3 separate regions of the Homo sapiens genome follow, and all the other regions are linked to region 3. The links are chromatin loops, found by intact Hi-C in ENCODE. Cell type or tissue: heart left ventricle. All regions are shown on one strand.

Region 1 (8,000 bases), 100 kb before region 3:
CAGGAATGCTTTTGCGAAATATCCCTGCCTGGGTCTCACCCAAAATTAAATTAAATCAGAATCTCTGTGGGTGGTTTGGTTTTAATTTCTCCAAGTGATTCTAATGTGCAGTCACTGTCAGAAACTTTCTGTTGTATAGAGCTGCGATTCTCACCGTGGTCCATTTTGCCCCCAGGGAACATCTGGCAGTATCTGGGGACACTATTCGTTGTCTCAACTTGGAGTAAGGGATGCTACTGGCATCTAGTGGGTAGAGACCAGTTTTATGGACTGAATTTGCCCCTCCTAAAATCCTTATGTTGAAGTCCTAATCCCCAGTAACTAAGAATGTAAATGTACTTGGAGATAAGGTCTTTAAAGAGGTGATTAAGTTAAAGTGAGGCCTTTAGAGTGGGGCCCTAATCCAATAAGGCCAGCACCCTTATAAGAAGAAGAAAGGAACCAGGGATGTGGTCGCACAGAGGAAAGGCCACATGAGGACACAGCAATAAGGCTGCAGCCCACAAGCCAAGGAGAAAGGCCTCAGGAGAAATCAACCCTACTGGCACCTTGATCTTGGACTTACAGCCTTCAGAGCTTTGAGAAAATAAGTTTCCATGGCTTATGCCTCTCAGCCTGTGGCATTGTTAGGGCAGCCCTAGCAACTAATACAACAGGAATGCTGCTAAACATCATACAGTGCACAGAACATTCCCCACAACAAAGAATTATCTGACCCAAAATGTCCATAGTGCCAAGATTAAGAACTCCCTAGAGCCTAGGTCTGTGCTGTGTGTAGATAACCAATAAATATTTTCTTACCTAGGTGAATGACATATTTAATAGGTAGAAATCATCAGGACTTGGTCACCCATTGAATGTGACAAGAGAGGGAGAGGGAAGAGTCAGGAATGGCAGCCAGATTTCTGGTTGGGGTGACCAAGTGAAGGGAAAGAGCAGAATCCCGGAAAGTGGACAGGAGGGAGTGGGGGATAAGGTGGGAGCTGAGGGAGTGGGGGCATCCCGTGCAGGTGCTCAGTGGCTGAGCAGAAATAGGTTTCCGGAAATGAGAACTAGGCAATTGCTAGCATACAAGCCATAGTTCAGCAACCGCGGGGAGACAAGGCTGCCTGGAGGAGCATCTAGAATGAGCAAAGTGCCAGCTATGGAACCTTGATGACTGTAAATACTTAAAGAGTGGGCAGAGGAAAAGGAGGACAGAGGCACTACGGGGGCTTTAGTGCAAGGGCAGTTCATGGAAGCTGCAACGGTGAGTCCTACGGACCTATGTCACTGAGCTATCCTACCCAATTATCCAACCAAACACGAAGGTAGGTGTTGGGGAGATGTTTGTACATGTGGTTGGCCTCTATAATCAGATAACTTTAAGTAATGGAAATTAGTCTCAATAATGTGGGTAGGCCTCATCCAATCAGTTGAAAGGCCTTAAAAACTAAACTGAGGTTCCCCTGAGAAAGAAGAAATACCACCTGTCAAGGGCAGCTTTAGCTCCTGCCTGAGAGTTTCCAACCCACCAGCCTGCCCCCCAGGGTTCTGACTTGCCAGCCCCTTGTTCTGTTTCTCTGAAGAACCCTGATGGATACAGAAGCCAAAGAGGGGCTCCAGGAGAAGGGAAGCTGATGGCTCCGTTCTGCACCCTCACACATTGGCTGTGGCACATATGACTGAAAAATAAAGGGTATTCCATACCCATGGCAAGAGCTCAGAAGAGAAATCAAGAAAAAAGAGGAGAGGTCTAGGAGAGAGGGCAGAGGAAAGCTTCAAAACTGTGTGCCCACTGGACACAGTGGCTCACACCTGTAATCCCAACACCTTAGGAGGCCAAGGCAGGAAGATCACTTGAACCCAGGAATTCGCGACCAGCCTGGGCAATAAAGTAAGACCTTGTCTCTACAAAAAAATAGACAAAACTAGCCAGGTGTGGTGGTGAACACCTGTGGTCCCAGCTACTGGGGAGGCTGAGGTGGGAGGATTGCTTGAGCCCAGGAGATTCAAGGCCGCAGTGAGCCATGATCGCACCACTATGCCCCAGCCTGGGTGATAGAACAAGACCCTTTCTCAAAAATAAGTAAAGGAAACTGTGTGCCTACCTGTGGAAATGAGAAAGACAGGACAGGGCAACATGTAGAGACCAAGTCAGGAAACAAGCGCCCAGCTGTCCCTCCCTACACCCATCACTACTTGAGCGCTCACCACACCCTGAGAGCTGTCAGCAGTTTACACGCACTAATTCTCATTACAGTCCTTCCAGGGGGGAGTTTTCATCTTTATTTTATACAGGTGGCAACTGGACCACTGTGAGAGACCGAAGAATTACCCTAGACCTTTTGCTAGCATGTAGAAGAACCCAGAACCAAACTCAGGCCTCTCGGATTCCACACTTCTGCTATTCACCACAAAGCTGTTATTGTGCAAGCTGCTTGGTCTGGTGGAAACGTTAGGAGTGGAGAAATGGAGTTCTAAGGCCAACTCTGCCCTGATGGGCTGCCGGGTGTCCACAGGCAGGTAGCAGGTGGTAGGAGTCATCTGCTGTCATGGAACAGCCCAGGCTTCAGGGTCATACACCTAGAGCTGCATCTCAAGTCTACCATTTACCAATTGGGTGCTCTTGGGCATATCTCTTACCCTTCCCAAAATTCAGCCTCCCCATCTCCAAAAGAGCGATAAATTATATCTTTAAAAGATGGTATTTTTTGAGACAGCATGCGCAAGGCACAAAGCACATAGAAAGTGCCCAAGAATTGGGAATTCCAGTCCATTTTCAGTGTTCACTGGTCCTTGGTTTTCTCACACATTCCACCTCCTGCAGGGTTGTTGGGCTGCTCCAATGAGATGATAAATGCAAATGTACTTGACAAATTCAAGGCATCATCACCATGGAAAGACAGGATACACACACTATATTTTATACAAAATTTAGCCACCAGTTGTACAACCCCGAGCAAGTCATAGAAACTTCCTGTGCCTCAGTTTCCCCGTGTGAAAACCAGGCAAAGTGAAAGCTGCTCCACCCACCCCCACACTTAGCCTTACGAGGACACATAAGTGCAATTTGTAATAATTATACATTGAATTTCAGGCCATACGGTTATACTGGATTTCTAAACAGCCAGATGACATTCCTAGCCCCCTTCCCCAAAATCGTATCATGGAATATCATCCCCGTCACTAGCTCTAACTTTGTGGAATTCTCTTTTGCTGTTTCAACCCCTGATTTGATTCACATCTCCTATCTTGCTCCCGCTGTCATTTTCTCTCCCAGACTCAACACGTGGCTGCACCGATATCCTCCCTCTGTTTCCTTTCTTGTTACTACATGTCCAGTAGCATTGCATAAAAGTGCTCAAAGGGAAGGGTCAAGCTCCGTTTCAAGTCTGAGGTCTGGGATTACATCAAATCCGTAACGTTTATCTGACCTCGCCATCAGCCAAATACTTCCCAATTTAAGTCTCAGTCACATCAAGAGAAGACTGAATAGTACAGGCTGCAGAGTGCCCTGCTTTCGCCTCCATTTTTCTTACTTAATTCCAAGCGTATGGCTCCCAAACCCACTTAGGCCCTGTAATGGTCACAAGCAGTGTGGCCATTGGCAACCAGGCAGCATTTCACCTGAGGCAGCTCAGGGACTGCGGGGCTGCTGTCAGAGCAAACAGACCGCCTCCATGGACTGGAGGGAGCAAGGCTCACACAAAGGGCTTTTTGTTTCAGTTAAATAAGAAGTCATTTTGAGCCCAATTTCCAAAGTGCCTCACTCTCCACGTGCCTTGGGCACACAGTGAACATTACTATTGTATGGCAGAACTCCCCTGTTCTACCTCACACAGCCCAAACTTAGAGGCAGGGGATATTGGCTTAGGAGGTGCCCCCTGGCAGCAGATGGGGTGTGCATCTGTTATCTTGTCCCTTGTGCAGAAATTTATCTTATTGCCACTAAATCAACAATGCATAAACAATAGGGTGCATCCCTAGTGCCTAGGACAGTGCCTGAAACCCCGGGGAAACATGATGAATATTTGTGCAGTGAATAAGCAAATGAATAAAAATAAAAGGAATAAAAAGTTCACGTGGGGGTTAGAAGGAAAAATAGTTTCAGATTTTGTTTTGTTTTGCTTTGTATTTAAATGAAAGAGGAGAAGAAAGAACTATAATTTGAGTTCCAAATTAGAAGGCAACTAGACCCAGGAAAGAGTAAGTCATTTGTTTGACCATTTGGGGGCATAGCAGTCAGCCAGCAGGTACCCAAAACAGACAGTGCAAGGCACAACTCCAGAAATACTTCCAGGTTCGAGAAGTCTCTGTGACTTCTGCCCCCTCAGCCTCCACTCTTCACTTCTGCCTTGTTTTGCTCTCCCTGCTCTGCGTACACAACCTGAATGAGGTTACTTAGCCCTGACAGCTTTCTCTGGGGAGCAATTAGAGCCTTTAAGATCTTACCTATGCTTCACCAGAAGTCTTCTCATTAAATAGTTACTTCAAATGTTCCCAGGGCTGAAAACATTAAGATTTAAAGGGAACAATTGACTGCTTTTTTTCCATGCCAAATCAGACCGTTGTTTAACATGGTGAGAGCTACCACTGAGGTTACTGAAGTAGAAAAAGGGGGTTATATGTTGCTGGAGAACAGAAACTTAGCAGGGAAATTAAAAACAAGACAGGCTCTGGGACCAAGTAAGTCAAAGTGATGTCTTCAAGGAATCAGGCTTTGCAGAGGTCCTGCGGCCCAAAAGTCAGACCCTCAATACCCTCCAGGGCTTCCAAAGCAACTCTGTTCTGCATCCCATCTCACAAAATAATTGGGAGCTACCAGCAAGATGCCTGCCACGAGAGGGCAGCTTCCTGGAGGGGGGCCCTTGAAGGATGGCGAGCCCAGCAAGGACAAAGCGTGGCAGGGTGAAGAGCAGTGTTTGAGACAGCAGGGCCCATCTGAGCCTGGAAGCTTGTTTTGAAGCAGAAGCTGAAGTTCTCCTTTCTGACCATGCCCCACCCTGCCGAGAGAACCTTGCCCTTCATGGGAAAGTGATTTGGGGAGCACCAAAGTCATCTGTGTCTTAGTTGTGTGGGGCATTGAGCTGTCTTGGAATTGTGACTCATCCACTCATGCATTGTGGTTTAACATAGGGTTCCAATGTATTAAAATTTATTCATAATTTCTAAATGGTATCAGGTCAGATTCGAAGATGAAAATAAACATCATCTCCTTCAAAGTTGAAGTCAATTAACCCAGGACAGGAAGAAGACTTCTAAGTGAGCAAAGAAAGAGGAACACATTTGTTTGGTGTCCAGCTCAGGATACATGGAAAACATTCCTTGGTTCCTTTTAGTGCGCATGGGCTTCTGTTTCCCAGAACTGTCCCAGAAAGATGTCTTCACTTTTCTAAGCTGCAAGTATACATAAGCATCAGGATAAGTCAGTAATTAAATCCCTACACAAAGCAAACTCAGATTTTTTTTTGCGTGTGTGTGTTCTTCATAATTTCCCATGTAGGCCTTGTTCTCTTGGCAGGGTGGAGCCCTGTTAAAAAGACCAAGCTGACATAAGCTTGCCTTCTAGCTTCCTGGGCTCCTTCTAGTTTCCTGGGAGCTGGACCCTATGCCCAGCACTCCCCCTTGCCATTCCCCAGTTGACATTGCCATGGTTGGTGATCACTTCATGACAGAAGCCACCTTCCTAGGCATCATTCTTTCCAGGGTCCCTGGAAGGTTATCTAGGCCTTTTGTTCTGAATAAGACTTCGAATTTTCATCAGACCTTCTGTACACATCTCCTACAGGGAACTTTGGCTCTATCTTTGCCAATCCTTTCTATAATGGGGGAAAATCTCATGATAGCATTCTTGCCTCCCCATTGTAGTCACAACTCAAACTGCCAGCCTCTCTTGCAGTTAGAATGCAGGCCTGTGACATAGTTCTGTCTTTGTACACACCTGCATAAGATTTTGCTTTAGAAATGAAGTGAGCAGTGTAAGGAACTGGGCTCAGCAAGGGAATCCCTTCGCTGACACGGTAGCATCAGTTCTTGGGAAGCAGCAGTGCACAGGGTAGAAATGACAAGTTCTTATCATTGAGTTCTCAGTAGCTGCAATGGTGGTTTCATCTTCAGGCCAGTTCTACAGTGCGGTTGGGGCACTTTTTCTGGAAACTTAACCTGGAATTTGCTTTCCCTGCCCCTCAACTCCTAATGATCCCAAATATTCAATAGATCCATTTTATTCTTGAAACAGGTGTTGCCGTTGTCTGTAACCAAGAATGTTGACAGTGGGCATTTCAGGAGCTGAGGGCATTTCGGGGGATCACTCTTCTCCTGGTCTTCAGTGACAGGGTGGGAGGCAAGGATCATCCCTTCCTGGGGATATAGAAAATTCATTCATTCACTCAATATATAGCAAACTTGTGAGTTAGGAGCAATCCTTTCTGAGAATCAGTGATGTCTGCAGATGTAAATTCCTTTGACACCCACATAAAGCTATAGCATAGAGGAGCTTCAAAACACACAGGCTTAAGCTTCCACACACACCCCTTTGCCCTCCTTCCCTGGCCCTCTCTTGATCTTTACTTCAATCCTCTCCAGGCAACCAGATCTCTCAGACCCTTCTCCTCCACTAACCTCAACCAAATTTGAAATCAACCTCTTTAAGGTTTAATGACCAAAATGGCTTGGAATGTTATCCTTTGCCAGAAGTATTTGTATGATACAGGAACTAGAGCCTTGGACTAAAAGGACAATGTCTCCTAGTGAAATTTCAGGCATCAGCCAGTCAATAAAGAAAATTTGTGTTTGATTTGCTTCAATTTTCATCTATTTGTTTGTTTTTACCAATGAGGATTTCCCTGGGAGACTACAAAGCTGTCATCTAGGAAGAAAGGACTCAACATTTGTGGGCCATCTACATATATGCAGGTGGTGTGAAGGATGCTTTTTCCAACATGACCACACTTACCCTGGCCCTCACCATTCCAGCCACACTGGCCACCTCGCTGCTCCTCCAACATGACACATGCTCTCTGGCCTGGGCCTTTGCACTGACCAGTCCCTCTGCCTGCAGCACCCTTTCCCCAAAGATCTCCATGGCCCACTTCTTTATCTTCAGGTATCTGCTCAAATGTCTGCAAGTAGACACACCTTCCCTGACCACCTGCCCTCCACCCATCATGCTTGGTATTCTCACTCCCCCAACTCTGCTTTATTAGTTCCCCACATCACTAATCGCCACATGGCATACTTACTTAGTAATTCACTGTCCAGCTGCTCCCAGCCCCAACCACCACCACTAGAAGATCAGTTCTAAACAGGCAGGGATTTTGTGTTTGCTCACTGCTCCTCTCCCCAGCACCTAGATCAATTATCAACACAGAGTAAGTGCTCAACAAAATCTGTTGACTAAATTAAACTCATACAGAATGATGCAAATATCATTCTAACTTTCAGAAAAATAGCGATGTTTAGAAAAATTAAATTGTTCAAGGTTCATTAATCCATTAAGCCTTGCACCCAAACCTGAATCTGTGCAGCAAGAAAGACCGAGCTTCCTCACCCCTTCCTCCCTAGGCAAGTTAATCAGAGGGAGTATTCAGGGTCATGCCCTCAGCTCCTCAGTGGCCATCCAACCCCTTCCTGATGGGTAACACTTGCATAGCTTAAGGTAACATCAGTTTCTACAACTGGTAAACCTTCATATATAAGTGGGTTAACCCAATAAAAGAGTGTGATACAGGTATGCTTGGTAGGAACATTCTCCTCCAAGTGGTGAATCAGGGACCCAGGCTCTTTCTGATTTATGGATCAACTACCTTCAACACATGGCTCTCAAGGTGGTCCTGGAAATCACTTCCATTCTAGCCATGGAATGAGCATGAAGATCACCTAAGGGGGTAGAGGAGAAACACTTCTACTCACATGACATTGGCCAGCTCTCAGTCACATGGCTACACCCAACTGCAAGGGAGTCTGGGAAATATAGTGTGGCCATGAGCCCAAGAAGAGGAGAAAAGAGGTGTGGTGAT
Region 2 (8,000 bases), 61 kb after region 3:
CTCCCAAGTCCTGTCTAGCTGCCTTCCTTATCACAGGAATAGCACCCAAGGTCCATCAGTACCTCAGAGTAGAACCCCCTATAAACTAGTCTGGTTTGCCCATGGGGCACAGTCAGGCTGTTTTCCAGGGTGGGGTGCAGACATTCTCTGCCTGTTGTGATGCTTACATATAACGTCATAACAGACACACGTATGTGTTGTGATCCCTGTGGTTTGAGAGTTTGGAGCTTCCCTAAAAGTCAAAATATTCTCAATGGGCCCTCAATCAGCACATACACACAAAAGGTACCTGGAAAACTGTAATTCTTTTCCTGCTCAAAGACAGGCAATTCAATACCCCTTCCCCCAACCAAAAACCCTTGCCACCATGGGAGCCTGGGGCAGAGAAGGCACAGTGAAGTCAAACTGTAATTCCAGGCTCTAAATGGTGCTGTCATTTTTCTGAGAGTCTCTAAATTACAAGGGTGTTTTCACTATTCTTAGCTATTTTTTAAAACACCTAAGAAACATACTGCAGCTCTGGAAAAGAGAACAAACAAACCAAAGAGAAGGGATCCAGAGGTCACCCTCATATGTGAAAAGTCAATTGATAATGAAGGCTTTAGGATAACCGGAGGGGAGATGATTGAAAGCAATGCACCTGTGCAGGAAATGGATTACGGAAACAGGGAATTGTTCATGAAATCCCAGAAAACCAGAACCGGGAAAGTTCTGGAAGTCGGAAAAACAAATCATGACTTAAGCAATGGAAGTCCAATACACGTTTACAGAATGCCTTGTCCCACGAGGCAACACAGGCTACCACAGATGGGGGACAGGGTGGGAGTGGACCATCCCAGTGGTGTTACTGAGGGGCAAAGGGATAGCCCTATGAGGCAAGTGTCCAGGGCAGAACTGGAGCTTTGTGAAACCATTTCCCAGGCAGAGACAGAGCACTAGGCTGGTGCTGCCAGTCTGACAATAAGTCTGCCATTGTCCTCTGGTCAGCTCTGGACACACAGCAAAAGTGAGTTCAGAGTAGCCTGAAGCAGGAAAGAGGGAAGAGAGGAGGATAACACCTATCTTCCACTTTGCTGCAGGTTCAAGGCAAGGATTTGAGACAGTTACCCCTTCTGGAAGAGCCTGGTGAGTACATCTCTCCTGCCTTGTACAACCCTCTCTCCTCACCGACTTTCTCTCCCAGCAGCCAGCAGGGGCCTGGGCCATTTATGGAATGCAAGCCCTGACCACACAGACTTACTTACATGCCAGGACAGCCACCAGGTAGCCTTTCCCACTCTAGGTTCCACTGTGAGTGCTCTCTCTCTCTCTCTCTCTCACTATGCTCCCAAGAGGAGTCTTACATCAACCCCTTCCTCAAATCTCCCTCACTGGATGTCACAGTCATAGGCCTGAAAAGCAGCATGCAAACTGAATTTTTGTAAAGCAGGACCCATTTCCCCATGGACAGTCATAAGAGATGAGTGAACACAATGTAGCACTTAATTTCTGTCTTCACGATTACTTCACGATAAATCTGGATTCCAAAGGGACTATAAGCTCTCACATGGAAGGAAGCAAGATCTCTACTCCTCCCCCAGTGTTGAGTGGACAGGGAGTACACCGCAGACACCTGTTGGCCAACCAATTCTAATTCCCTTTAGCTAGCATCCCCTAAGCTAGAGCTAGAGCTAGAGCTATTTCCTTGCAGCCTTCCTTTTCTCTAGCAAAGTCCTTCCATGCAGTAGCTAATGACCTGTAAACACTTAATGAGCTAGAGAAACATTCCATTGAAAGGAATACCACTGTGCATCCTTTTGTAAAGAGGGGGGAAAATCTTTTGTAAAACGAAGCATCGCCTTTAACTGCTCTGTTTGATCAAGTCAGATTTTTCAGAATATGAATAGCTAGTATTCAAGCATATATGAACTGTCTTTAAGTTAATCAATCCCTAGAAACTAGCCCTCAGGTTAGCAGGCCAAGGATATATGAGAGTGCTTTGAAGTCTAGACTTAAACTGCCGCTCCTGAATTGAATTAGAACATTCCAGGTAGACAGATTCATGGCCCCTAACATCAGGAATCAGCTAGAAACTCAATCGGCTCTTACCAGTCACTACCTACGTCAGTGCCATATCCTATAATGGTGATGATAATGACCATTATGATGATGATAATAATAATAATAGCTTCCACTGGATGGCACTTTGCACCTTCCAGAGCAATTTAACATCCTTTACTTTTTTTGGAAGGCCTTCAGGTCCAGCCTCCTACTCTTCTCTTTCTCTGAACTATCACCTTACTATAGGCACATATTTCCCCCAAAGGACTCAGTGGCCTCTTTTGTCTCATTTCTCCCTTTGCTGATGATCCAGTAGAGAAATGATCAAAAGGATCCTGCACATTGTCCTAAATGAAACCAAGCTTCCTCTGCAGGATGGAAGTGAGCCAGGTGATAGAAGGGGGAGCCTGGACCCACCGCTTCATTGGCCGAGGATGACCCCATAAAGGTCAGGGTGTTGCAGAGATTGCTATGCACAAAATCCAAGAGGCCCATGGAGGTGGGGAGATGAGGGACCCACCTGGCAGACCCTCAAGAGCAGGGGTCTTCTCTTTGGGGGAGGACATCACTCTTAGCAGGGCTGGGGTGAGTCAAAAGTCTGGGAGAATGGAGGTGTGGAGGGGATAACTGGGTCAGACCCCAAGCAGGAAGGGCCTCTATGTAGACGGGTGTGTGGCTCCTTAAGGTGACCCAGCAGCCCTGGGCACAGAAGTGGTGCGTGGAGATAATGCCAACAGTGATAACCAGCAGGGCCTGTCAGAAGAGGCCCTGGACACTGAAGGCTGGGCACAGCCTTGGGGACCGCTCACAGGACATGCAGCAGTGTGTGCCGACAACTCCCTACCGCGACCCCTATCAGTGCCGACCAAGCACACAAGATGCACACCCAGGCTGGGCTGGACAGAGGGGTCCCACAAGATCACAGGGTGTGCCCTGAGAAGGTGGGGAGCTCACAGCCTCCAAGCATTGCATCATCCTGGTACCAGGAAGGCAATGGGCTGCCCCATACCCACTTCCCTTCCTAGAATTGGCCTGGGACATTCATTATTTAGCCACCTCTGGCACCTGCATTTGTTTTTCAAATTTTAATAGCAAATAGGCTTAGTGTGCTGGGCAGAGCTGAGCAGAGGTGATCTGACCCCTCTACCTACTCACATAAGATCAGTAAAGAGAAGGAAGCAGGCAGATGAGGTGACAAGGGGAGAAACCAGTGAGGTCATCTATAGGTCCAAGTTCGTACAGACCCAGCCAGACTGCCAGTTCTCTGAGGAGCTAGAGACTTGTGGCTTAAGGAAGCCTCTCTGATGGATGTACTAATATGTATGTACCTTATACATACATTTGAATTACCTGTAAATCTTGATCAAACTCAGATGACTGTCCAACTCATCCAGAAACTACGTTTGTCTAATAGAACAGGAAGCAGGTGGTGGTGGTGGGTGGTGGGGGGGCATTGATGAGAGGCAGGGCCAGTGTTTCTTCTTCATTTTCCATTCCACTGATTCTGTCCCCACACAGGCATCCAAAGGGAAGAATGCTACAGCTACAGTCCATTTCTCGCTGGCTTTTCTGGGAGATCACCCTACAATGTGTTCCCCAGTATTCAGGTTTCTGGGCTGCCATTATCTTCTCTGGTCTCGGGGCCCAAGCCAAAGAGCTGGAGAACAGTATCTGGCCACAGAACCTAAGGCCTGGTAGAGCAAGACAGCCATGTGCAAGGCGAGTGGATAGCGCCCTTCCGTCACTCCCACAGAGCTGCAGGGGTGTGACGCCCCTGCCCAGCCATACCCTTCTGGGCCACAGTGCTGGAGGCTGAAGTCAAAGCCCATCGTGCCTTATTCCTTCAGGAGCAATACTCCTGGGAAAGGTTGCACATTCTGTAACTCCTCTAAGTGATATTTCTTCCCAGGGGCAAAAAAGGAAATTAGCCCCATTTTATAGATAAAGAGCCTGAGGCCCAATAGGCTGATTGACTTGTCCGGGGCCACCTAGCCAGCAGGTGAAAAGACTCATGTGTAGCTGACTTTAGAGTCCAAGCTCCTTCAACGTCCCACTTTCTCAAGACAGTGTTTGCCACGGGCCAGGGCTAGCAAAAAGACCCCTCCAACCCCTCATACCTCCCCACCAACCCCATGCAGGTGTCAGTGAGGCCCAGGAACATGAAGCTCCCCGGACCAAAGGGGTGGACAGCACTGAAGGAAACCGCTCAACCTTGAGTGGAGAGGCTGCTGTGAAACAGCTCTGGGCAGCACCTGGGCCACAGCATGTGGAAGGAGACATGTTCCTAAGCTGCCTGGTACTCTGCCATCTGTCTTCTCTTCCTCCTAATCCATAAGCACCAGACCTCAAGCCCCATGTGCAGCTCCGGAAGCTGCTAGACCTCAAGCAGGACTAAGATTCGGAGAGAGCAGCCACCGACCTGGCTCCTCCCAGGCAGGCCAGCCCAGGTGAGCCCCTCCAGCCAGGCACTCACCCCACTGCCAGGCTGTTTACTCTTAGCTGGTGTTTGTCTCCTGTCTGCTCTACTGTAGCTCCCTCCCTCCTCTCCTCCTTTCGGTCCTCTGCCCAGGCCTGCCTGAGGCTGCCTGCCAGTGAGATTGCATGTCAGGGCTTTGCCCTGGGCACTGAGGGCTAGGGTGCCCAGAGGCCTGCGGCTGTGCCCTGGATGGAAAACCAGCAGCCTGCAAAGCTGTGGGGGCAGCACAGGACCTGTGTGTGAGAGCGGTGGTCTTGAGAGTGAAAGTGGACAAGTCAAGCCCAGGCGGGGAGGGGACAGGGGGCAGGTAGGGATAGGGCAGGTGAGGTTCCCGGGGCCAGTTCCCCCATTATGCACTGCCTCTGCTTCCCCGCCACCATTAACCGTGCCTCTGTGGGCTGACAGATGTGCCTTCAGAGAAGGGCAGGGAGCAGCTGGGGGCCTGGCCAGAGCAATCATCCCAGCAGGAACTTACATCAGAGCAGGCAGCCTACCCAAGAGCCAGGGAAGGAAGGAGAGCCCCTGAGAAAAAATGGCAGAAGAATGGAAGGGACTACGTGTATTGATGGAATAAACCAGACACCCCACACTTCCCAACTCCTCAGGACAGGGTTCAGAGCTAGGCTGGTGGCTGCTACACAGAGACAGCACCCTCCACCAGTTAAGGTATAAGACAAGGTATAAGGCTGATGGGCTGTAGGCATCAAACCTGGAACTCACAGTCGGGGCACCTCACTTCAAGCCTTGGTGGATAGGTAAGATGAACACTCAGGCTCCCAAGTTAGACAGATGAGCTGGATCCTTCATCTACCACCAATTTCCTGGCTGTGTGTCTGGGAGCAGCTCTTTAACCTCTCCAAGCCTCAGTTTCTTCACTGGTAAAATGTGTATGATGACATTGTATGGCCAACCTGGGGTTGCTGATGGAACTAGTTAAAAGAGTGTCTGTGAAGCAAGCCTAGCTGGGTGGGCTTGCAAGCATTTCTGGGTCGCTGCATCCTCCTCTGTAAAATGGGAGAACCCTGAACTGCTCAGCCGACCTCATGGTTGACTCACTCAGCAACAGAGGTCTCCACAGGAGCCCTGCCCACATGAGACATCTTTGGCACATCTTCTGAAACAAGACCTGTTTCTGGAAAGTTGTTGGTAAACATCCAATTTTGCACTTATTTATATTATTGTTTCAGAAACACTACCTTCATTCTGCTTTGATTCAATGGCAGCCAATTTAATTCATTTGGTCCAAACCTGTAGTGCTACTTGCCAGAACAAAATGGAATGAGCCTCATTCCCTGCCCTCAAGGAGCTCACAGTCCAGTGGCTCTGTCTTTAATATCTATAAGAGCACAGGTAAGTGTCACAGGAAGCCATGGTCCTTTGGGGGAAATGAAGAACACTCTTGTAATATGATTAATCACTTCCAAATACTTTACCTGGTTTGTAAGTTCTCTTTCGGGTGCTTCCCTGAGTGGCAAGAGGGAAAGGCCTTTTGCAAGTACTGACACCGCTTTCTTTTTTTTTTTTTTTTTTTTTGAGACAGAGTTTCGCTCTTGTTGCCCAGGCTGGGGTGCAATGGTGTGATCTCGGCTCACCACCTCTGCCTCCTGGGTTCAAGCAATTCTCCTCCCTCAGCCTCCTGAGTAGCTGGGATTACAGGCATGTGCGACCATGCCTGGCTAAGTTTATATTTTTAATAGAGATGAGGTTTCTCCATGTTGGTCAGGCTGGTCTCAAACTCTTGACCTCAGGTGATCTACCCACCTCGGCCTCCCAAAGTGCTGGAATTACAGACGTGAGCCACTGCGCCCAGCCTTACACTGCTTTCTTAATTACAGCAGTGTGCTCATCTCACATAAAAATTTAAGACGGGAAAACAGGAAGATGCATTCTGAGAAGTTATATCAGCCCCTCTGCCTCTCTACATTCCAAAACAGCCTTTTATTCTAATTATTTTACTAGTGAATTATGGAATAAAGTAGTATTATGTTTCTTTCTACACAACTTGTGTTGCACTAGGTGAAATCTCAGGCTAACAGAGCTTCAGGGAGGAAAGGCCAGACCAAAAATATGCCTCACTCCACAGAGAAGCTGTACCACCAGAAGTCCTGGAAAACTGAGAGGTTTGCATGTTGTAACAATGCAACTCAAGACTATCAGAATGATATGAATATTTGTATAGATACTTATCAAAGCAACAATCAGAGATCAGGTCCCTCCAAATGAGCTTACAGTTTATGATCCTGCTTTGTAAAAGCTGGTGAAACAAAATGATGGATAGCAGATTTGCTGAGCTCCAAAGTCAGGGAGTAGGTAAACAGTGTGAACGTGTCAGCTCCCTCCTGGCTCTCCTCTACATTCTGTGAGCAAACGGAAAAATAAACCATCGGAAAAAGTCTCAGCCTAATAAAACTGCACAGACAGAATAACTTCTTCATCAGATTCAGAAGAGTAGCAGGGGGTTTCTCGCTAGCACAGATTTGAGCTCTGCCATCACACACTTTGTACATACAATTCTGGGATCTCAGGTATTGCTCCTAAAGAAAGAGCCAGCTTCCTTCTCTTATCTTCCTCCAACATCCAAAAGCAGTGTTCACACCCAATCCCATGCTTTCTAATATTAAAATATGAATTTAAGAAATACCAGTGAAAAGAGATTTTTTAAACCAGAAACTCTTTGTGTTGTAATGTTCTTGATATGTTAATAAAACTGTTTTCAATCATCATCAGAGAAAAACAAATTTACCTCTGATCATGGTAGCACAGTAGAGCAGAAAGAGCACTCAATTGGTGATCAAAAGAAATAAATTCTAGTCCTGTCACCCAGAAACTATGTGACCAGGGGAGGTACTTAATCTCTAAGAGAATCAAGTCTCGAGTGGGTAAAATGAGCTGGGGAAGGAGTGAACCAGTGAGAAAGAACACTGGTCTGTCTGGGGCTCCCAGAAGACACAGCCAGACTTCTTTCTTGCTCTTGTCCAAACACCTCCTTGTCTTTTAAGGCCTGGGCTGTCTAGGGGGATGGCTACTGGCTTGGAGCAAAACCAACGTGTCTGTCATCTTAATACACACGGAATGTGTTGAAATGAAGGTGTCTGTGTGGAAGGGACAGACCCAGATCCACTCTGCATTTGTCCTGGCAATGGGAGCAGGAATGAGTCCACCTTCTCTAAACCTGGTCACTCCTAGTCCCAAGATGGAGAAGCCACATCACCCTTGATCATGTTAGCCCCATTCTGCAGCCTCAGGAGGCTCTGACCAGGTGGAAAGCCAGAATGGGGTCCAACCAGGAGACCCAAGACAGAAAAGGCAGGTGGCTGCAAGGAGCCTCACTTCTCCAGGCATTGTGACTTTTTATTAAAAACCCTTACCCATGCCACCCACCGCAGCCTGGACAGGCATTCCAGGAGCCAGACATGTCCCTGGAAGACAGTAGGCTATTGCTTCCTCTGAGCACTGCAACAATTTTCTCTGGACCCTCTCCTCC
Region 3 (8,000 bases):
AGCTCACTGCAGCCTCAAAGTCTTCAGCTCAAGCAAGTAGCTAAGATTACAATCACATGCTACCATGCCTGGCTCCAAGTCCAAGTTTGAAAGCCAGCTTTTCCATGTTTCCTAACAGGCAGTATGGACAACATGAAACTTTTAGAATGATAAAAGTAGATGTCACAAACTCACAGTAAAGAGCTGGGCCCCAAGGTAGGGAGCATTTTACCTTTGTTGGGAATGCTCCCATCATTTTAAAAGCCCCTATTTCTTCTACTTCCGAAAGGCTTAAAAATTATTCAAAAGTGAGAATATAATTAGAGGAAGCAGCAACCACGGAATTTGATGACTTTTCCCAATCTCCTCCTCAAAAGAAACCTTCCACTAAAGTAAATAGCTCTAAGGGCGCAGTTCATCAAGAAAGCACTCATATCAACCCCCGGCCTTAAAATAGACATAAATATTAGGTCAGTTTCATAGTCATTTATCCCACTCTGGGGATAAAACACATAAATAAATTGGAAATGGGCACTTCTCCCACCCTAGGGATATGATCCTGCCCCGGGGCTCCAGGGCTGCTGCCATGCAGTAAAAGAAAGCCATCTCTTCTCTGGCTGATACTGGGACAGTTTCCCTGCAGGAGTCTCAGGCCCCAGAGAATGCCTCTCTTCCCAGCACTAAGGTATGCGACCCCTTGGGCAGAGCACCACCTGGACCTCTCCCAGAGACACCTTGTTCCTTTTCATGATGTACTGTTGTGTCTTCCACACCAGCCCCTGTCCTTTACCCTTGGGCCCTCTCTTCTTCCTTTGCCTCCTTTTTTGCTTTTGTTTGTTCGGTTGTTGTTTTCTATTTGGGTTTGTTTGCTTCCTTTTTTTTTTTTTTTTTTTTTTCTTGAGACAGAGTCTCACTCTTGTCACCCAGGCTGGACTGCAGTAGTGCAATCTCGGCTCACTGCAACCTCCGCCTCCCAGGTTCAAGCGATTCTCGTGCCTCAGCCTCCCAAGTAGCTGGGATTACAGGCATGTGCTGCCACGTCCCAGTTAATTTTGGTATTTTCAGTAGAGATAGGGTTTCACCATGTTGGCCAGGCTGGTCTTGAACTCCTGTCCTCAAGTGACCTTGGCCTCCCAAAGTGCTGAGATTACAGGCATGAGTCACTGCGCCTGGCCTGTTTGCTTTCTTTTAACAGTCTGTTTTAATTGTGTTAATATATATATATAATGTACCATTTACCATTTTAATCATTTGTGAGTATACACTTCAGTGGCATTAAGTACGTTCACAATGCTGTGTCCTCATCCCACCGTCTACCTCCAACACTTTTTCATCATCCCCAGCATAAATTCCCTACCCGTTAAACAGTAGCTCCCCTTCCCCATCCCCTCATTAATCCCTTAGTAATCTCTATTCCATTTTCTGTCTCTATGAATTTACCCAGTATAGGTACCTCATGGAAGTGGAATCATATAATATTGCTCCTTTTATATCTGGCATATCTCATTTAGCACAATGTATGTGAGGTCCATCCATGTTGTAGCATATGTCAAAATTTCATTTATTTTTATGGCTGAATATTATTCCACTGTGTGTATAGCTCACATTTTGTTTATCCATTCATCTCTTCTTTTCTTTTTTTTTTTTTTTTTTCCTGAGACAGATTTTCCCTCTGTCACCCAGGCTGGAGTGCAATGGTATGATCTCAGCTCACTGCAACCTCCGCCTCCCGGGCTTAAGTGATTCTCGTGCCTCAGCCTCCTGAGTAGCTGGAATTACAGGCATGCACCGCCACGCCCGGCTAATTTTTATATTTTTAGTAGAGACGGGGTTTCACCATGTTGGCCAGGCTGGTCTTGAACTCCTGGTGTCAAGTGATCTGCCCGCCTCGGCCTCCTGAAGTGCTTGGGATTACAGGCATGAGCGGCCACGCCGGGCCTCATTCATCTTTTTATGGATGCTTGGGTTGTTTCTACTTTGCGTTTATTGTGACTAATACTGCTATGAACGTGAGTGTATAGAAATCTGCTTAAATCCCTGATTTCCATTCTTTTGGCTATACACCTGGGAGTGGAATTTCAGGATCGTATGGTAAGTGTGCAACTTTTTGAGAAACTGCCAAACTGTTTTCCACAGTGATTCCACCATTTGACATTCCCACCAGCAATGCATGCGGTCTCCATCTTCTCTACATTCTAACTAACACTTGTTATTTTCTGTTTTTGTTTGTTTGTTTTTAATAGCCATTCTAGTAGGCATGAAGTGGTGTTTGCCTGCTTTTTTTGATGGAGGTGGAGGAATAGGGTGGAATTGGTCCTTAACCATCAATTAAGCTGGGGGCCTTAGACCTCTGTGAATTGGCTGTGACAATAGCTAAAGGAGGCTGCTACCTCATACTGAAGAGATGTTTCCTAAGTTTGTCACCGGAGAGGGCACCGAACCAACTTATTGTCTTGGAGGGAAGAAGCAGCAAGGCAGAAGACTTGAACTTCTCAGAGAAAAAAACAGTCTACAGACTTCATTTTATGCTGTCCTCACACACTACTGAAAGCTCTACCCTGGGGACCTGGCTTGACTTCTAACTAGCTGTGTTATCTCAGGAGAGCTCCCAGCTGCTCTGAGTCTCAGTCTCTCAATCAGTGAAATGGAGGCAATAGCACCTGCCTGGCTGCATCGCCCCACAGTGCTGCAATGAGCATCCAACGAGAGAAAGCTTGTCACCTGTGTTGCAAACTAAGTTACACAAATGCAGGCAGTAGCAGCTAGAAGAAAATGGTTGGGAATCTGAAAAGAATTAAAGCCCCCCATGAATTTCTTCTCACGCCTCCTCCAAAAGCCAGGGACTGCTTCACCCCGCCTCCAGGACTGCTGCTCCAGCATTTCCGGCAGCTGCTGACAGAATGTATGTTGCTTCTGATCCCCCGTGGCACAGTCAAGCCCAGATGGAGCAAGGGCCTCCCTCAGAGAGAGGCACCCAGGGCTCACCCTTCAAAGGAAGCACTTGGAGGGATGGCTTCTCAAAGGTCACACAGGAAACTGAAGTTAAAGCCTGGATCTAAACTATAGGAGAAATAGGAGCATTTGAATCCACACATTTGAATGTGGTAATTAGTGATCCCACTCCCCCGACCCATCCCCAATCTTCTGCCCATCTGAGAGCGTTTAGATGATCTGATGATGTTAATTTGAACTTCAAAACGCTTGAGAAAAATGTCCACTTTGCTTTTTAAAAATGGAAAGAAAACAAAAGTAAGTTACTCCAGAGACCTGGATGCATGTGGCCGTTCTAGTGACAACACAATAAGGAAAATAAAATCCATCCTAGGAGAGGAAATTATCCCACCAAAGTTCTTCTTGGCCCTTCCAAAGGCCATTTACCTCTGGGCATCTATGCAGAGTTCACTCATCACCCAGGAATTACGTGAGGAGGGTTATGCTTGCTACAAGGGAAGCCACGAAGAGTAAGACAGGATCAGATGGAAAAATAAGACATTTAAATATAATGCTCCAATTAATAAAGCCCTAAGAGCCAACCTCCTTTGTATGAAATAATCTGGGTTTAAAAACAAAAAAAGCAAAAAGCTTTATTGAAGAATGCAAAGTTGAGCTGTGGTCTTTGCAGCTGCCTGACTGAAATATAACCCTTGCTGAGATGCTTCCTTTCTCACTGTGACGTAAGCTAGGCCCCCAGACTCCTGGCTAAGAGGAGAGACTTCAAAATGCACGCTCGGCACCCAGCCTTCTGATCAGTTTTATCTGAGTCTTTCCCACACTTGTTCAGTGCACCCCAGCAAAACCAGGAGAGTTCCGTGTCTTCACTCCTTGTTGAGACTTGGTGATTGATTGGCTGGTTATTCTTTAACCCATTCACACTTAAGTGTTACCTCAACCCAGCCTTTGTGGGGTAAGCATTTTCTCTCCTAATTGTGTTATAAAAAGATTTTCATCTTATTAAGGAAATCCAGACCTTGGCAGTTTAGCGGGGCAGAGTTAGTCTAAGAAGCCCCTGCAATAACCGCAGGCTCACCCAGTCTGCCTCAAGGTTAACTGAGTTTCATCATTAGGTGACCTGGGGACCCCTGTCCTCCGGCCCCTTCCCTCTCCTCCCTGCTGTCCCTAACTTTCACTCTTCAGGAGGTGGCTGGTGGCCTATTTCTGGAGAGGGTTAGGCAGGGGCAGACCACACTTATGTCCATAGCGTCCTCTTGGGCTTGAGCCAACGCCATCAGAGTAAATGTGTCTCTCAGCAAACATCTCATGTCCTCAAGGGCTGGACATCCCTTTCCTCCGCAGCCAACATCAAGGTGACCCCTGATGTTATCTAACATAGTGTTAGTGGTATTTCATGCTTGCGCCCTATTGACCTCTGATGCATCCCTATGCTTCTTGCAATAATTTTCCCTCTAATCATAAAGGTTTAACCCCCTAAAAAGGAGGCATTTGGAAGACCCTCTCTTAATTCTTCAAACCCTGCAAGCCCTAAATGGTGAAAGAGGGGCTCATGCAGTGGTCAGAGGGTAGGGGTAGCACACTTCTCACAAGTTCATGTGCCTCCCTAAAACGCAGATCGTGACTCATAGGTCTGAGGAGGGAGGGGCTGCAGGTTGCGCATTTCACCTGGCTTACAGATGACGCTCTGTGGCTCTACGGTCCACACACGATCCCACATGAGTCTCTGGCGGGGAGCTCCCTTCACCCAGAACCCCCAGGTGAGGAAGGCTTCTGAGAGGGGGCAGAGCTGAGGGCCGGTGTCCTCATCTGTGGAGCCCATGGGGATGACCACCTGGAGACACACAGAGTGCATCCTCTCAGTGACACCCTGAGAGGGAATTCACTGACTCAAGGGTGGCAGGAAGGCCACTAATTACCCAGAAGGCTGTTTGTGCCACCCAGGGAAAGAGGAACTGACCTTTTTCTCATGGGGAAGTGCGTCTTCTCCTCTCCAAACCACAGGCTCACAAGCAGACCAGCTCAAGTGAAGTTCCTGCAATGACCACTGGGTGTGGGCCTGCTTTTCCGGCCCCTGCTGAGAGGGGTCCCTGAGAGAGGTCCACGAGCCACGCAGGGCCACCATTCCCCTGCCCTGGTTTGGAACCCCAGCCTCCCCCACCCGGAGCCAACTCGCCTCCAGCACACGGGCGCTGTGCCTCCCAGCCTAAGCCAGGAAAGAAAGCTGTGTACGCTGACACTTAAATTAGAGCCTCGCAATTATCTCTCAATCCCGGCTTGCCCTGTGCTGCTTTATCACTGTTTTTTATAGCTAAAGTTACTCGCCCTCGTTTTAAGTACATTGTGCATAAGGCATAGGCCAACTTCTGATATATTCCCACAAGCAAAATTAAATACCAGTAACATGTGTTTTAGTGAATTGGGTCCCTCAATTTGCATCTTATAATAAGGATGTTATCATACTGGTTTATGGCTGAGCTCTTTAGTTTTTATCTCTCTGGGGCTAGATTCCCCCTCATGAGTTCAATATAAGTCCATGAACTAATGCAATTTTTAAAACACTTTTCTTCTGTGTTAACATTAACACCCTTATGAGTGAAAGGGTTTTACTCCCCAAAGTGTACAGAATGTTTGCATTCACTGGAGGATGTGGCGGGATATTAGCCCTCAGTGATAGCTGTGGTTGCTCATAAGTGAAAGGAGTTGAGTCTGTAATCCAGTCTGCCACTGCGAAGAAGCCTTTTTCACCTCTTTGCACTGAGACATAATCTCTGGTGTGTTCATTCTCTTACATTTAGATTAATTATAAAACATTGTCACCAGAATATTAAAGTAATGTTTAATACACAGAAGGGAATAAGGTACTCTGGAAAATGCATAATTTCCCTATGATGATTTTGCCAGTTGCATGCAATATGATCTTTTGATTGCCAGCTATAGAAATATTGTGACTAAGCTTTCACTAGCTTTTTATTTTTGCAACCATCCTGTCATAGCACTTTGAAAACTGTAAGCTTGGCCCATCAAAAAAAAAAAAAAAAAACAACCAAGAGTGCCCATGCTAAAGATTTCTGTCAGCTTGGTTCCAAAGAAGGGAGATGATAGGAGAGGGTGAGCCTTGTACGGGCAGCACCTTCCACTTCAGCAAGCCTAACACAGCTGGGTGGTGGAGAAAGGATGGACTCTTACCCTCTGTACAGGCCCAACACACATGCACACCCATACACACACACACACACACACACACGTCCTTTGAACATGGGAAGGTGTCAACATTCCTAAATGGAAATCTCAAGTCCTCTCACTTGCTTCAGATTTTCCAAGCTCTACTGCAGCCATACACCCCGGAGGAATCATCTGAATCAACACCGAGTCACAGCTAGCAGAACTCTCCTTGCTGGCAGTGGCTGAAATGGGACCAACATTCCTCAGGGGGCTGCTCCTGGGGATTGGTTACCTCCCTCTAGATACTGGGCTCCATCCTTGGCTGTGTTGGTTAAAAACCAAGTGTCGTTACCAGCGGAGGGCTCCTGTCCTTCGAGGTCTCTCTCCAGGTCTCCACAGGTGAAACTTTTCCACGATGATAATCATTTAAAAAATAATCACAGTAATAGCAGAAGGAGCACTCCAACCCATCCGTCTTCCCAGCACACTCACTGGGCAAGTTGGTAACCCCATGCTTCTGTCACACCACCAAGAATGCTGGTAGAATTCTCAGTGTGTTTTAAAACTAAAATTAATTTTTAAATGTGTTTTCTGTTTATCCATGCCCCCTAATGGCAATGCACCCAGCACCTATTATCTTGTTTCTATTCTCTTCAAGGCCTCCTACGTCTCTCTGACCTCTACCCTCTGCTCTTCGAAAATATACTGGATGTGAAAAGCCCTCTCAACCCCAAAAGGCTCAAAGTCTTGTAGCTTAATTACCTTTCCATTTGCAACACGGAGGCCCCTTGGGTCAGAATTCAATGTGATTTCCAGTAGGAGAGGGGATAGGTTTACTTGGCTCCAGCCCACCCCACATCTGTTCTATAGACACAAGGACCCCCTAGGCCAGGAGAGGATATATGCTAACCTTTGCTGGCCTGGCTTTCTAGCCTTTACCTTTAACTCCAGGAGAAGAGTGGGAGCCCAGAGTGAATACAGCTTCTGAGGATAAGACTACAGAAACTAGAGGATAATGACTATCAAAGATCAAGGCCAGTAATGTCATTGAGATCGTCATAGTCGTTACAGATGAGGCATTTTTTTATGTCTAGATAGATGTGTGTATACGGGTGGCACATGAATAGGCATGTGCTATAAATAGATATATACACAAGGAACTATATGTGACTGTGCATATGTGCATACTTCCCATACATATACCATGATTCTGACTCATGGGCAAAATGGAAAAGAACGAATCTATGCAAACAGGCCCTTGGAATGCATGCTTGCATTTCCTAACCCAAGTATAGTATGTATGACTTTTAGTGATTATGTTTTGCTGAGGCACGGATTAAGCCTTGTGCTGACATGAAGAGGGGGTGCTTAGCTAGTGAAGGAAGTTTGCCTGCTCACAGACTTCATCTCACACAGGCCTTGCTTTCCTCCCTGTCCCCACTCAAGGTCTATACCTCACTTTTTCATTACACTTTACTATATTTCAGTGGGAGGGGAAATATGGGGCGTCCTGGTAATAGCAGAGTGTTTTCACACCTCAGGGGAACACTTCCATGTGTGTTGAACCCCTCAGACGCCTCCCGGCCGTTCTCTTGTGACTGATCCTTAGCATTTATTTACACGCTTGCTCCTAGGCCACCGTCCTGAGGTGGGGGTGTTGCAGGGTGGGCATTGCTGAGACTTGTGGCCATGGCAGGTCACAGGAGTGGAGACCACAGAGCTCTGGGAGAAACTCTAGGATGAAATAGAGAGTTTGCAATCCAGCACCAAAAAGGAATTCTTTATATGCCCTAAATATTATGACTTAAGACACTGGACAGTCATAGACTAGTCCTGCTTCCAGGAGAAACAGGATAGTAGGCATGGGGGAGAGAGATAGGGAAGGACACCAGATGATATGACTTATG

What was found. Hi-C counts contacts between places; a loop is a spot of excess contacts. Peaks named below come from ENCODE experiments on the same cell type or tissue, not always from the same donor. Only the 100,000 strongest peaks of a DNase experiment are listed, where the experiment ranks them.
Region 1: a loop joins it to region 3, with 2.1 times the contacts of the local background. A loop is called at or near these places in 2 of 110 quality-filtered maps.
Region 2: it touches region 3 in a loop (1.8-fold over the local background); 7 of 110 quality-filtered maps call a loop at or near these places.

The regions. Positions count from the first base shown.
Region 1 is chr2:60,332,379-60,340,378 of GRCh38, forward strand. No RefSeq gene overlaps it. Among named protein-coding and RNA genes, the nearest start is that of MIR4432, 51 kb to the right of the region's middle. RefSeq lists a silencer at 4,197-4,246 and an enhancer at 4,617-4,806. In heart left ventricle, a CTCF peak has its summit at 4,817 (motif pointing right); no DNase peak of the experiment used is centred here.
Region 2 is chr2:60,495,478-60,503,477 of GRCh38, forward strand. The region is part of intron 2 of BCL11A (BCL11 transcription factor A); the gene reads right to left. Among named protein-coding and RNA genes, the nearest start is that of BCL11A, 54 kb to the right of the region's middle. RefSeq lists enhancers at 1,484-2,093, 4,517-4,726 and a silencer at 3,807-3,876. In heart left ventricle, no CTCF peak of the experiment used is centred here; a DNase peak (open chromatin) is centred at 4,641; H3K27ac peaks cover 469 bases.
Region 3 is chr2:60,434,676-60,442,675 of GRCh38, forward strand. LOC124906010 reads right to left here and starts at 5,144. Exons shown (of 4, transcript XR_007086331.1): 1 at 4,889-5,144. RefSeq lists enhancers at 4,858-4,917, 5,168-5,257. In heart left ventricle, a CTCF peak has its summit at 4,968; DNase peaks (open chromatin) are centred at 4,667 and 5,016; H3K4me3 peaks cover 1,671 bases; H3K27ac peaks cover 1,048 bases.